2 separate regions of the Homo sapiens genome follow, and region 1 is linked to region 2. A link is a contact called in ENCODE Hi-C or POLR2A ChIA-PET data. All regions are on one chromosome and are shown on one strand. The core of a region is the stretch at or near the end of the contact, and the rest is flanking DNA. Distances in the headings are between cores, read along the strand shown. Region 1 has its middle 20 kb from the start of LINC01819. Region 2 has its middle 49 kb from the start of TRI-TAT2-1.

The links. A loop is a pair of places that touch in the nucleus more often than their neighbours do. ChIA-PET counts read pairs that join two places held with the same protein, here RNA polymerase II (POLR2A). Pooled maps may share reads with other maps.
Region 1: a loop to region 2 is called in a pooled map, with 4 times the contacts of the local background. The contact joins two enhancer-like sites. A Hi-C loop is called at or near these places in 4 of 50 pooled maps. POLR2A ChIA-PET finds 5 or more read pairs at or near these places in 3 of 52 experiments (AG04450, H1 and activated naive CD4-positive, alpha-beta T cell).

Annotation. Positions count from the first base shown.
Region 1 is chr2:43,055,860-43,062,873 of GRCh38, forward strand. No RefSeq gene overlaps it. Among named protein-coding and RNA genes, the nearest start is that of LINC01819, 20 kb to the left of the region's middle. Within about 2 kb of position 3,517, at least 15 of the 41 ENCODE cell types and tissues checked have a DNase peak (open chromatin) inside an H3K27ac peak, as active enhancers do.
Region 2 is chr2:42,855,879-42,862,505 of GRCh38, forward strand. No RefSeq gene overlaps it. Among named protein-coding and RNA genes, the nearest start is that of TRI-TAT2-1, 49 kb to the left of the region's middle. RefSeq lists an enhancer at 1,357-1,944. Within about 2 kb of position 3,238, at least 3 of the 41 ENCODE cell types and tissues checked have a DNase peak (open chromatin) inside an H3K27ac peak, as active enhancers do.

The DNA.
Region 1 (7,014 bases), core at 2,267-4,766, 200 kb after region 2:
AGCTGGATCCCAAGGAGCTTGGGAGCACCATGGGATTGGTCCGTCCCACCTGAAGGCAAAGGGGCCAGCTCTGCTACCCTGGGTCAGACATTGGTTTTGGGGAATGGGGATGAAGTTGGGGAATGGGCATCTGGGAGGGGATAATCTCCCAGCTGGTCAGACAGGACAATTCTTCAGAGAAGCAGGCAGCAGTGAGCCTCAGCAGCCAACTCTCCCATAGCAGCTGGGATCTGCATCATGGGCTGGTGAAGGGACCTGGGCAGGCACCCACAGCAGTCACTGATGTACCCCACTCAGAGTTGAGGGGACCCCAGTGGGCCAGCCAGGTGCCAGTCCACACACTCACCTGCAGTCCTGCCTGGGAAGGGCAAGGCCCTGTCTCCAGATGGGCAAATGGGGGCCCTGGGAACTGGGGGGATGCAGGAGCAGCTGAGCCGGGACCAGAGTCCAGGCCGAATGACTTCACATCCAGAGCATGGTCTTCAACCTCCCCTGAAACCTCATGAAGCTGTGGGGAGTGCGTAAGTAAGTGGAGGTTTTTGGGGGAGAAAGTCCAGGAGAGTCAGGGCAAGAACTAAGCAGGGTTTCTAGTCCTCACCTGGTTTTTCCCATGGACAAATCACTGCCCAGGTGGCTGTGACAGGGATTCTGGGCTTGGGAAAGCCCAGAGAACCCCAGACAGGTTCCACACAGCCACCCACTATCCTCCCCTCTTGGGCTTGGTAAGGGGAGAGTGGCTGGCTGGGAGTCTGGGAGGAGAAGGTCCTGTCTCTCCTCATCTTGGAGGTGGGGCTGGGCACATCCAGAGTCACCCACCACAGGAGATTCAAGGGCCGAACCCCACAAGCTGCCAGAACTCCACAAGCTGCCAGGTTTTTCCCATGGATAAATCACTGACCAGGTGGGTGTGAGAGAGATTCTGGGCTCAGGAAATGCCCAGGGAACCCGAGACAGGTTCCACACACCTGGCCACCATTGACACATATGACACTTTTGTGTAAATTAGAAGAAGGCACCCTCACCAGGGAAGACAAACCAACAAAAAAAATTCCCTTTATGCCGGTGAACTTCAGAAAGGGCCCTTTCTTCAGCGTGGGCCTGCCCTGGCCCTCCCCAGCCCCCACACCCTGCCAAGCCTTGGTTCTGCTAGGTCTGTCCCAACTCAGCCAGCCAGCACTGCCCCCCACCCATGCCCTACCCTGCCCTATGGGGACAACCCCACCATCCACCCTGGGCCGCCAGAAACTGAGACCTGTTTCCAGGGTGACAGAGGGAGCAGGAAAAGACTGGGATGTGTGCCTTAAGGCTCTGAAACCCTGAACTAGGGCAGAGATGGGGCAGCATCTCAATGAAGCCGCTGACAGATTCTAGGCCTCACGCCAGCTGCACACCAGACCTGGCAGGGGACCCAGGCTGTGCCAGGCTGACAGGGCTGGTGGAATCAGGGCTGGGGAGCACACGGAGGCCACCCAGCCACCCTGGCCACAGAGGTGCCCCAAAGGCAGCAGAGGCTGAGGGACGTGAGGGTCCTGGGAGACAGAAAGCCCGAGTCCTCACTTAATGCAGGGGCATCCTCTGAGCCCTGCCAGGGGCCAGTGGCAGCTGGAGAGGCATCCAACTCCATCCTGCCCCAAGGGGGCTGGGCATCTCCTTCCCTCCACCCAGCAGCCTGGTTGCTCACCTCAGCACGGCTGTGGGGACGGCCGAAGGCACTAGGGGAGGGGGTCCTCTACCGAGTGCAATCCCGCGGTCCTCGGTCCTGCCTGGCCATCAGTCACCCGGGCAGCGTCAGGCTCCCACTGGATTCCATCAGCCTGCAGTGGGGTCCAGCATCGTTTTTTGTTTTCTTTTTAAGGCTCTAGGAGATTCAACTCTGCAGCCAGACAGGTCAGGAACTACTGAACTGATCAATATTGTCCCTATCGGAATGTGCCTGCTGTCATCACCACAGTGAGTGTCATGGTGTGGATTCTGACTCAGGGCTCTCTCCGCCTCACACTCCCCACACACTCAACATGGCCTGAATACCTCCAGAAATGGGATTCCTGAGACTCCACCGGGGGATCAGGTGGCCAGGTGGTGCTGCGGCAAGCCTGCTTCACATACTTCCTCTCCCAGGTGAACTCCTGCTGCTCTCTCCCTGCAGCCAGCCCCCTCCTGCTTCCTGAGCAACCCCCGCGTGCCCAGATCCTCTCAATCCTCCCTGCTTTCTGTCTCCTGTGAGGGGATGGAGGGAGGGATACGGTTCCAAATTCTATTCCTGCAGGTCAACAGCATCAGCATGGCTTTCCCAGCATGAAGTGGGTCGTTCTTCCAGGCCCACTGGGGGAATTGGAAGCCGCAGGGCAGACTCAGGGAATCACTGGAGATGGTGCAGTGACCTTTAAGTAGCGCTGCGGGACCACCAAGCTCCGGAACTCAGGCTACCCCCATGGACGCCCCCCCAGGTCACTGTTCTCTGCTTCTCAGGCTGGGGCAGTGGCTCCCCATTTCAAAGGTCCCTCTGCCCCAGGGGACTTTCAATCCCTTCCTCAGTGCCCACCCTGGTTTGAAAAGCTCTAATGAGGAGGCCACTGTGTTCACTGCAAAAGAGAACCCCTGGAGCTAGTGAAATCTGAGTCCTGGGCACAGCCTGGATGCAAAGCTTTTCTGAGTTCTCACAACCTGCACGAACACATACGTGGGAAAGTGTCTTAGAGCACGTTCATTTTTCTCTGGCAAAACCTAATTAACACGCAACGCCACCTTCCTCAGGAATCTGCTGCGTGCTATCATTGCAATTCCTAAGAAAGATTTAGTGAAAATTCTCTGGCTTTCCACGGCAGGCCTTGCTCATATTGTGAGTGTGTTTCTTACTCTCTGGACTCATGTCAGCAAGAAAATCAATGTCTTCCCAAGAGATGTGTGGATGATAAGGCTTCTGTTTCCCAGTAAAGTTTATGAACTAAAGCTCCCCCAACACACCCACCAGTGCACCACCCTCTATGGCGGGGGTCCACCTCCGCTTCACCACTCTCTCTTTTTCCCCAACAGCCCAGCCAAAAGGAAGTCAGAATTATAGCAGTGCAGGGAAGGACCAGGGGGCAGAGCCAGAAGTGTCATGGGAGTGAGCAAGACTGGCCTAATGGGCAAAGCCTGACACCAGCAGGAAGAGTGATAGTCCGGGGAGGTAGGCTGGTGGCACCTGGGAAGTCTGGGGCCTCAAATGGCCAGGTAGGGATCATCTCAAATGATGGAGGCCCCAGGGAGTCAGCACCCCAGAACCCAAGAGGGCTGGGGCCTTGGCTTGGCAGAATAATTGTACACATGCCCGGTGCTTTTCTACGTGCTTTATGTTGCTTAGTTCATTTAATCTTCCCAACAATTCTGTACTACTTTCACCCCCATTTTACAGACACGGTAACTGAGGCACAGAGAGACTACGTTGCTTCCTTAGAGTCATACAATTGATATGTGAGAGTCAGGATTTGAGCCCAGGTAGTGTGGCTCGGTGCCCACCCACTAAACCACCACACCACAACCCACATCACAACTCAAGCACACGGCGGAGAGGAGGAAGAGGAGGAGGTGGAGCAATAGTAACAGTCCTGGACCCAGTTAGCAGATGTTCAGGTTACTATGGCTTTGTAACTCCAAAACTTAATGGCCTAAAATATCATCAATGACTAATTTCGCTCCTGAATCTACAGTTTGGGCAGGGCATGGTGGGAAGGTTCGTTTCTTCTCTGCAAGGTGGTAGCTAGGGCAGCTCATCTGCGGACTTGAGGGCCCACTTGTAAGATGATTCAGGCAGTCAGCGAGAACTGGCTGCTGGCTGGGAGCTCAGCCAGGGCTGAGAGCTGGGGCCTCCGTTCCTCTCCACATGGGCCTCTCCACAGGCTGCTCACCCTCCCTCTCAGTACCGTGGCTGGATTCCAAGAGTGAAAACCCCAAGAGACAGGAAGTAGAAGATGACAGTTTCTGAAAGCCTAGGCCCAGAGCTGGCAGCAGCATCACTTTTGCCATATTCTATTATGTGAAGCAGTCACATATTCCAGATTCAACAGGAGGGGATATAAAATTGACCTCTAGGCCGGGCGTGGTGGTTCACGCCTGTGATCCCAGCACTTTGGAAGGCTGAGTCGGGCGAATCACCTGAAGTTGGGAGTTCAAGACCAGCCTGACCAACATGGAGAAACCCCGTCTCTACTAAAAATACAAAAATTAGCCTGGCGTGGTGGTGCATGCCTGTAATCCCAGCTACTTGGGAGGCTGAGGCAGAAGAATCACTTGAACCCGGGAGGTGGAGGTTGCAGTGAGCAGAGATCGCGCCATTACACTCTAGCCTGGGCAACAAGAGCGAAACTCCGTCTCAAAATAAAAAAGCAAAAAAAAAAAAAAAAAAAAAAAAAAAAAAATTGCTGATCTCTAGATGGAAAGAGTGTTGGAATTTGGGGGCCAGGTTTTAAAACTGCCACATGGGGCGTGGGATCCAGAGGAAGGGCTGGATTCCAGGTATGAGGGCAAAGTGGCTGTTTGATCTTGCTCAAAGGTAGACTAAAGGGAAGATAAATTGACTGTAACACTCACCAAGTCCCCAGCATGTACCAGGTGTTGGCCCTCATGGGCATTATCTCAACTTACCTTTGCAAGAACCCTCTGACACAGATTTTTCACCACTCTTTGTAGATGAGTACTCTGAGGCTCAGAGAGGGTGTAAGCCTTATCCAAGGTCACATGCTGGTGAGTGGCCAGCTTTTCCAATTCCAGAGTTGACCCTTTAACTCCTCTGATGGGTTGCCTCCAGATAAGGAGCAGGGCTGGCCCCAGAGATGTGGCAAGGTGGGTCAGGATAAGGTAGGAGAGCAAAGAGCCAGGCTGTCACTCCCCATCCACTCACCTCCTCCTCCAGAAGCCCTCCCAGGCAGGAAAGGGTCCCAAGACACCCTGTCCCAAGGACCCTTTCCCTCTGACACCTCCTCAGTCTGGGATGTGCACCGAGCTTCCCCTCCGCCCTGTCTCCCAAGCTGTATTTCTCACCCCTGAGCAGTTCCCCAAATCCTCCCTTGTACTTCCTTGAAACCTTCCCAGGGCATTCTCCCAATTCCACCTGTCTTAGCCATAAGCTGTGAATAATTACCAATGTAAGGCTTTCAATTTTCGATATAAAATTTTTACTTTAGAAAAGTTTTAAAGAAAAATGGCAAAGATAATACAGAGAGTTCCCATATTCTCCACACCCAATTTCCCCTATTATCATCATCTTACATTTAGTACGGTACATTTGCCACAATTAATAAACTGCTATTGATATCAGCCCTACAAGATTAACATTATTATTAAACTATGTTCATACTTTATTCAGATTTCCTTAGTTGTTTTTTTTTTTAACCTAATATCCTTTTTCTGTTCTAGGATGCAGCATTACATTTGGCCATCATGTCTTCTTAGGTCTCCCTTGGCTGTGACAGTTTCTCAGACTTTTCTTGTTTTTGATGATCTTGATGATTTCAAGGAGTATTGGTCAGGTATTTTGTAGAATGTTCCTCAGCTGGGATTTGTCTGATGTTTTAGGTTATGGGTTTGAGGGAGCAAGACCTCAAAGGTGAAGTGCCACTTTCATTACATCCTATCAAGAGTATATGCCACCACCATGACCTGTCACTGTCGATGTCAACTGCGTTCACAGTTAACAGAAGTAGTGTTTGTCAGGTTTCTCCACTATGAAGTTATTCTTTCTTCCCCTTTCCGTGTATACTGTTTGGAGGTAAGTTGCTATGTGGAGCCCACATTTAAGGAGCAGGGAGCTATGCTCATCCTTGAGTATCTGTGAATATCATCTGCAATTCTGTATTTTTGTATCTTCTCCCCCTTTTCTCTATGTAGCCATTTATTTATATAAGTTCAAACTCATGGATATTTCTCTTTTTTTTTAGATGGAGTCTTGCTCTGTTGCCCAGGCTGGAGTGCGGTGGCATGATCTCGGCTCACTGCAACCTCTGCCTCCTGGGTTCAAGTGATTATCCTGCCTCAGCCTCCTGAGTAGCTGGGACTACAGGTGCCTGCCACCACACCTGGCTAGTTGTTTGTATTTTTAGTAGAGATGGGGTTTCACCATGTTAGCCAGGATGGTCTTGAACTCCTGACCTCATGATCTGCCTGCCTTGGCCTCCCAAAGTGCTGGGATTACAGGCGTGAGCCGGGATATTTCTCTTCTACTTTGGGTAATTATCCAATACTACTGTATTTATTTTATTGCTCACTTTGTTCCAGCTTTAGCCACTGGAGCTCTACCAGTTGTCTCCTGTGTCCCTTTGACATACTCCCATCATTTCTTCCTCAGATCTTCCTTACTTTCTGGCACTACAAGATGTTCCAGGTTCATCTTGTACATTTCCTGTTCCAATCCTAGAATCAGCCATTTTTACAAGAAGCCCTGGTTTTTGTGGGGGTTTTTAAAATTGGAGAATGATATTAGAAGCCAAAATCTGAGCACTAAGTGTGCTCACAGCTACTGGGCTGTCATTACTTCTAGGCCCTCTTAGCTGACAGAGCATAGAAATACATGTGTATCTACTAACCTGTATGTATATCACAACAGATATACACAAACATATAAATATTCCTATATGTCACTATCTGTATCTATATTAAACTTGATTTCTTTTTTTTTTTTTTTTTTACTTTTTTTTTTTTTTATTGATCATTCTTGGGTGTTTCTCACAGAGGGGGACTTGGCAGGGTCATAGGACAATAGTGGAGGGAATGTCAGCAGATAAACAAGTGAACAAAGGTCTCTGGTTTTCCTAGGCAGAGGACCCAGCGGCCTTCCACAGTGTTTGTGTCCCTGGGTACTTGAGATTAGGGAGTGGTGATGACTCTTAACGAGCATGCTGCCTTCAAGCATCTGTTTAACAAAGCACATCTTGCACCGCCCTTAATCCATTTAACTCTGAGTGGACACAGCACATGTTTCAGAGAGCACAGGGTTGGGGGTAAGGTCACAGATCAACAGGATCCCAAGGCAGAAGAATT
Region 2 (6,627 bases), core at 1,988-4,487:
TGAGTGGTCTCGTGGCAAAGGAGTGAAGGAAAGGGGTGGATTATTCTAGCCCGTGAATGTGGGGCCGGGACACTCTCTGCCCACTGAACAAATGCAGTAGGAACTGGTGCTCCGAGGCAAAGACATATCGGAAAAGTGTGTAAGCGATCGGAGTGCGGCCAATTCTCCCAGAATCTCAAAGGGCAGGTGGCCTACATCTCTACCATGTCAGTTTCAGGGCTCCGAGGACTTTGATTTGCTGCTAACTTTGTGACATCTTTAAACATTTTTTTGTCAGTAGCTTCTTCTCTAGAGTGTCGATGGGAGTGAGCAGGGGAGCCACAGGGTGAGGGGTGAGGGGAGGGGGACGCTGGCCTGGGGCCTGGACGGGCATGTGCCTCTTGGAAGAAGCCATGGCCACTTCCTTGGGACCAGGGTCTGCACACACATACAGAGTTGTGGGGCCCGTGGACGGTGGGTATGGCGGAGCATGGAGAACCCCTGACCTCTGCACTCACCTCCCACCTCCTGGGCGGTCACGCCCTGCTCAATCATCCGTCCTAGGAAGCGGATAGAGTCTCTGGAGAGAGTCCAGGGGATTGGAGCCACACAGTGGGGAGCACACCAGCTAAATGAAGGTGACTTGTGCTGACCCTTCAAAGGCTGAAAGCCAGGAGAGCCACTGCCTTGGATAGAGAATCTTGGGGCCTGGCTCCCATTTCCTCTGTTTGGGGTCTATGGCTACCTTCATTCAAGTCATCGCCCCCTCCCTTTACCCTTCAGGCTCCACCCTCTCCCTGCATCTGAGGTGTCCTTCCTCGCTCAAGCCTGGGTTGGAGGGATCACCCCCTTTCTCCCTCCACCCTGTAACCACCCTGCTTGTTGAGACGTGGCTCCATCTCTGGGCCACACGCTTCCCATTCTCTTTAGTCTAATGTTTCCCTGGTTATACAGCTTATTCATGCTAATTGTAGGAAGCACGGGAAATTCGGAAAACATAAAATGAGGAGCAAAGTTAGGCCTAGACCCGGCACTTAGAGATACACACTTGCCCGTCTGGAACATTCGACAGTTGCGGGGTGCCCCTGACTTGTAACAGCACTTCCTACCCTCAGCACGTTGGTATTCTCACTCAGCTCTACGAAGTGGCAGCTGCCGCCACTCATTTTTCCTTTTCACAGCTGGGGAAGCTGAAGCAGAGAGCTGCGGCCACTTGTCCCGAGGCGCATCGTCTCAGGCTCCCCAGCACACCGTCCACTGTTGCCTTGCACCCTACCCCATGCCATGGCCTGCTGCCTGCGCTGGGGCCGGCAAGCCTCCCTGCATGGTGGGCACCCTTCCTAGTCCCCTGCCTGCACCTGGTCTGACTTGTGGGCTGGCTCTGAGCTTCACCCATCTCCCTGGGGCCACTGCAGCCAGGATGGGGAAGGGCGGCACATTTCAACGGCGTGCCTCCTGGAAACCACATCAAATGGTGCAGCTAGGAATTAATAAATAAACTTGGGAGACAAGTCAATTACCCTCTCCCTGTGCCCCTGTCCCCCAGGGGCAAACAGTGGCATGTGGTTCCCGGCCTCAGCATGCCTTCCCGGGGGCAGGCCTAGTGCTGCAGCTGGCTTCTGTCAGATTAGCTGGGCGAGATGCAGCAGGCCTCTGTCCTCTGGGGAAATGGATCCCTTCCTGGGAGGTGGGGACGGCATTCCCGGGTTACTCTGTTACTGCCCTCTTCCTGCACCCGTCCGTGTCTCACTGTGTTCATGGTGCCCAAATCACTGCCCTCCCTAGTCCCCGACACAAACGCTTCTGGTCAGCCGTCATAACGTCTGCAGCTCCGTCCTCAGAGCTGGAAGCTGACATTACTGAGACTCCAGTAAAGGTCCACACTGCTTAGTGTCGTCAACTCATCAGAACTAGCATTATCATTTAAAAATCAGAGGGACTACTTGATGCTTTTGAAAACATTTATTTATGGCTGGGCGTGGTGGCTCACACCTGCAATCCCAGCAGTTTGGGAGGCGGAGGCAGGAAGATGGCTTGAGCCCACACGTTCGAGACCAGCCTGGACAACACAGAGAGCCCCATCTCTATAAAATAAAACAAAAGTAATAAAGAAAAATAAAAAAGAAATAGCCGAGTGTGGTGATGCATGCTAATCCCAGCTAATCAGGAGGCTGAGGTGGGAGGATCGCTTGAGCCCAGGAGTTCAGGGCTGCAGTGAGCCATGATCGTGCCACTGCACTCCAGCCTGAGAGACCGAGCAAGACCCTGTCTCAAAAAAGAAGAAAAGAAAAGAAAGGAAAAGAAAACATTTATTCACTCAGCAAATTCTTAACAATGCCTGCTTTGTGGCAGAGTTTTTTCTAGGTGGCAGAGATACAGAGACAAGAGACGCAGCCCTGCCCCATAAGGAGCTTACAGTTGTGTGGAGAAGTCAGACAATACAGCTACCATATGGGGCACTTCGGGGGGAAGGAGGGGGACCCAGCACAGTCTAGAGGGCTCCCCAAGGGGCTTCCTGAGTAGCTGATGCCTGAGCTGCATTATGAGGGACAAGTCATGGGGGCTGGAGGGTAGGATGGTGACTGCTGTTCCAGATGGAGGGGACAGCTCTGCAAAGTCTCAGAAGGGGAGTGAGGTGAAGGGGGAGAGCTGTGAAGGCACTGGCCTGGCTGGAACTTGGGTGTGGAGGGAGCAGGGTGAGAGCAGAGGCTGGGAGTGGGGACACGGCTGTGAGGGCCTGAGCTATATGTAACTGTTACAGAGTTGTGTCTTAGGGGTGTGTGTGTGTGTTGGGGGTGGGGGGGTCGGAGATGGAGTGGCCACATAGACTTCTTTCTTCCTTTAAGTTTTGAAAAAAGTGATGGGATTATGGATTCTTTCCAACTGTGTGTGTGTGTGTGTATATATTGGGGGTGGGGTTTTTTTTTCTATGTAGAAACTAAGAAATTAGCAGTCTGACAAATATCAGAACAGTATCAGGAAAGAATGAGTCCTCTTCTGACATTTACTGTCACTGAATTTTCTATGGTTGTATTATATAGGCATGTCCTTTAGATCAACCATTCTCAAGTTTCAGTGTGAATGACCACTGGGGACATTTACTGAAAATCTGGGTGTTTGGGATTTGTCCTGGAGATTTTGATTCAGCAGGGCCCAGCATTGTGCATTCTTCAACAAATTCTCCTGGATTATGTGGAGTCAGTTTCTACTGCTTTGATAAACTCATTCCGAGAGCCTGATTATTTCCTCTTGGGGAATTTGCTGGCAATTCAAGAGTCTACCACCAGATGGCAGTGGTGCTTTGTGATGGATCTAGGCAAAGCCAGTTTTCTACAGGGGGATAGTTGTTGAACAGGCAGTTCTCCTTTATTGCAAGAATGTACAGAAAATAACTCTTTTAGATAATTTCTAAAATAATTTGATCACGAAATCTTAGATATAGGAGCTTGTTTTAAAGTTAAATTTACCCTTCAAACATTACAGCTGAGCTTTCCAATATGGTGACCACTAGCCATGTGTGGCTTTTGAGCACCTGAAAAGTGGTTAAATTGTGATGTGCTGAAAGTGTCATAAACACATTGGCTTTCATTCTTTAGAAGTTCCTATGACTTAAAGACATAAATAAAAAAATTAGCTTTCAAAAGCAAAAAAAGTCTTATTAATATGAAGATTGCATGTTGAAATATTTTGAGTTGAGTTAAATAAAAGTTTATTAAAATTCATTTCGCCTGTCTCTTTTTCCTTTTTAAATGTGACTACTAGAAAAGTTTAAATTATATGTGTCTCATATTCTATTTCTAATGGACAGTGCTGCATTGAAATAATCTAAATTAATTTCTTCATTTTTGAAAGTGAGAGAATCGAGGCCTCAAGTTTGATGGAAAACTGCTGGATTTGAAGTCAAAGACCTGTATTTAAGTTCCAGTTCAAACACTGACTTCATGCCTCTGGGCAAGCAATATACCTTCTCTTAGCCTCCATTTCATTGTCTGTGAAAAAGGGATAATTACAGCAGCCTTACTTAAAAGAGTTACTTAAAAGACCAAGTGAGAGAATGTGTATAAAGGAAGTTGTGTAAACTTCGAAGCATCATAAAGGTATGAAATTACTATTGTTGTGGTTACTGATAATGACTAGAACTCAGGCCAAATAAACTCTACAAGTCATGAAAGCATTCACCGTGTGAAAGTCACTGGATTGGGCACTTCTAGACTGTTAGGAATTTATAGCTGACTTGAGGAGTTGCTACTTAAGCTCACGAAATGGAAAATGACAATGCAATACACGATAAAAACAGTGATTCAAATAAGAAATGGAAAGTTTGTCCCAAGGCATATATGGTTAATAGTGAGTGTTACTGCTTTTTCTTTCTAAAGTAAGCATTTATTGAGCTGGTACAGTAGGATTGGAAGGTTGGGGTTGGGAAGAGGGAGTAATGAAAATGATGAACATGTTTTCTCTGTTTACAAAGAGGTTTGCCATCTGAGTAGAGGAATGAAGGCAGACACAGAAGACATGAGCGACTGAAGACCCAGTGTGGAAGCTGCCAGCCTTGGTACTTCCAATAACAGCACTGGAATTAGGCATATGTGACAGGGCTGCCAATTCCTGACCAACTCTCAACTCTCCTCTGCTATATAGAATCTCAACTCGTTAGGGTTGGCAATTGGCCCAGCTAAAATACTTCATTTTCTAGTCTCATCTTGAAGCTAAGGATAGCCACATAATTCAGTTCTGGATAATGAGGTGAAGCATGAGTGGTTGGGTTGAGCTTCTAGCAAAGTTCCTTAAAAGGTGGACATTCAGCTAGTGCACACACCAGCACCATTAACCTTTCCTCTTGCCTGGACTATGGATGTGATGGTGGTAACTTCAGCAACCATTTTGTGAGCATGAGTTCAAAAGTCATACCCTATAGTAGCAGAAGAGAAGGCCAGGATGAGCCCAGGATCTGGACAACATCGTGGAGATGCTGGGCTGCCCTGAATTTCCAGCCTTTGACCTTTTCATCATGTGACAGAAAAATGAGTTCCTCTTTTGTTTATGCCTCTGTGATCTGGGTTTCCTGTTCTATGCAGTCATTCCAATTCCTGAATGCCATTGAACATATCGTGCATATATCAAGGCTCTTGAGTTCTGTGTACCTATGGCAGGAAGAAAGTGAGAGGATTGTATTGGGGTCTGGGGCGAGAAGGTCACATGAGAAGGATGGGGCTACTCTTAAGCCCCATTCCAGCAGGTTGGGTGGTGGTGAAACATCCTTCCTTCCTTAGGAGGACGAGGACGGCAACTGATCTAAGAATCCCGAAGAAGGAGAAAACAGAAATATCACAAGGAGCAAAATTAGGAGAAGTGGGTTGTAGGCACTGAGTGGTGCCAGCCCACCCTACTTCATAGCCCTTCTGTAGAAGGTGAAGTAAGGGGAAAATTAATTGGCAACACATGTGGATTTGAATTTTCTATTTTTTTCAACAAATTTGACTAAAAAATTAAAATTTAAAATCTAAAAAATTTAAATTAAAATATTTTTAAAAACTTATGGTTGGCAGCATGCACCTGGACCCTGCCTTGGCCTTGCAGGATCCAGGGATGGGTGCCTGGAGTCCTCGGTTGGGGAGGCAGGGAATACCCTTCTGGACCTGGGCTTGGAGGGTCTACCCTGTCCAGCCTCCTACCCTTGGCCTCCTGGGATGTCCCTGCAGGGCTGCCCCTGTCTTCTTCATCTGTGCCCTCGAACTCTCCTCTCTCTGGCAGTGTTAGTGAGATGCCTTGTTCTATTCTGCTGTGTCTTTTTTAGTTTTCCTTTGTGTTTTCCTCTAGATTTCTCTTGATTGGCCCCAGCCCTGGTTGGTGCCTGTCTGCAGACAGGGCAGGTAGGGCTGTGGGTTCGAGAACTCCTCTATGTCCCTGGGTCCAGGGCCCTGGAGAAACCTGTACCCACTCCTCCCCACAGGAGCTAGTGGTCGCTGGGACCTGGTTCCAGATTTGGCTGTAGCCTCTGAAATGCGGGCAGAGGAGGAGGGTCCCAAGGGACTTGTGCTTTCTGTGGGTCGTGTCCCCACCCCCCACCCTGCCTAGCCTCATCCTTATATTTAATTACTTGAACAAGCTCTTTCTCATACCCCATCTCCCCCACCCCCCGCTGCCCAAAAAAACCCCCCAAAACCCCTTGTGGTGAAAAAACACACAGTAACACTTAGCATCAGTAACATGTATCATTTTAACCTTTTTTTTTTTTTTTTTTTGAGACAGAGTCTTGTTCTGTCACCCAGGCTGGAGTGCAATGGTGTGATCATGGCTCACTGCAGCCTCCACCTCCCAGGTTCAGGTGATCCTCCCACCTCAGCCTCCCGAGTAGCTGGTACTACAGGCATGCGTCACCACACTCAGCTAATTTTTGTGTTCTTTTTTTTTTTTTTTGTACAGATGAGGTCTCGCTATGTTGCCTAGGCTGGTCTTGAACTCGGGCTCAAGTAATCCTCCCTCCTCAGCCTCCCAAAGTGCTGGGATTACAGTCATGAGCCACTGCGCCTGGCTTATCTAAACCATTTGAATGGATTTCTTTTTACTGTTTCCTAAATCCTGTTTCCTTGCAGCCTTCCACCTCAGAGGCTGAGCCATGAGACTGACTGCCACAGGAAAGGAAAG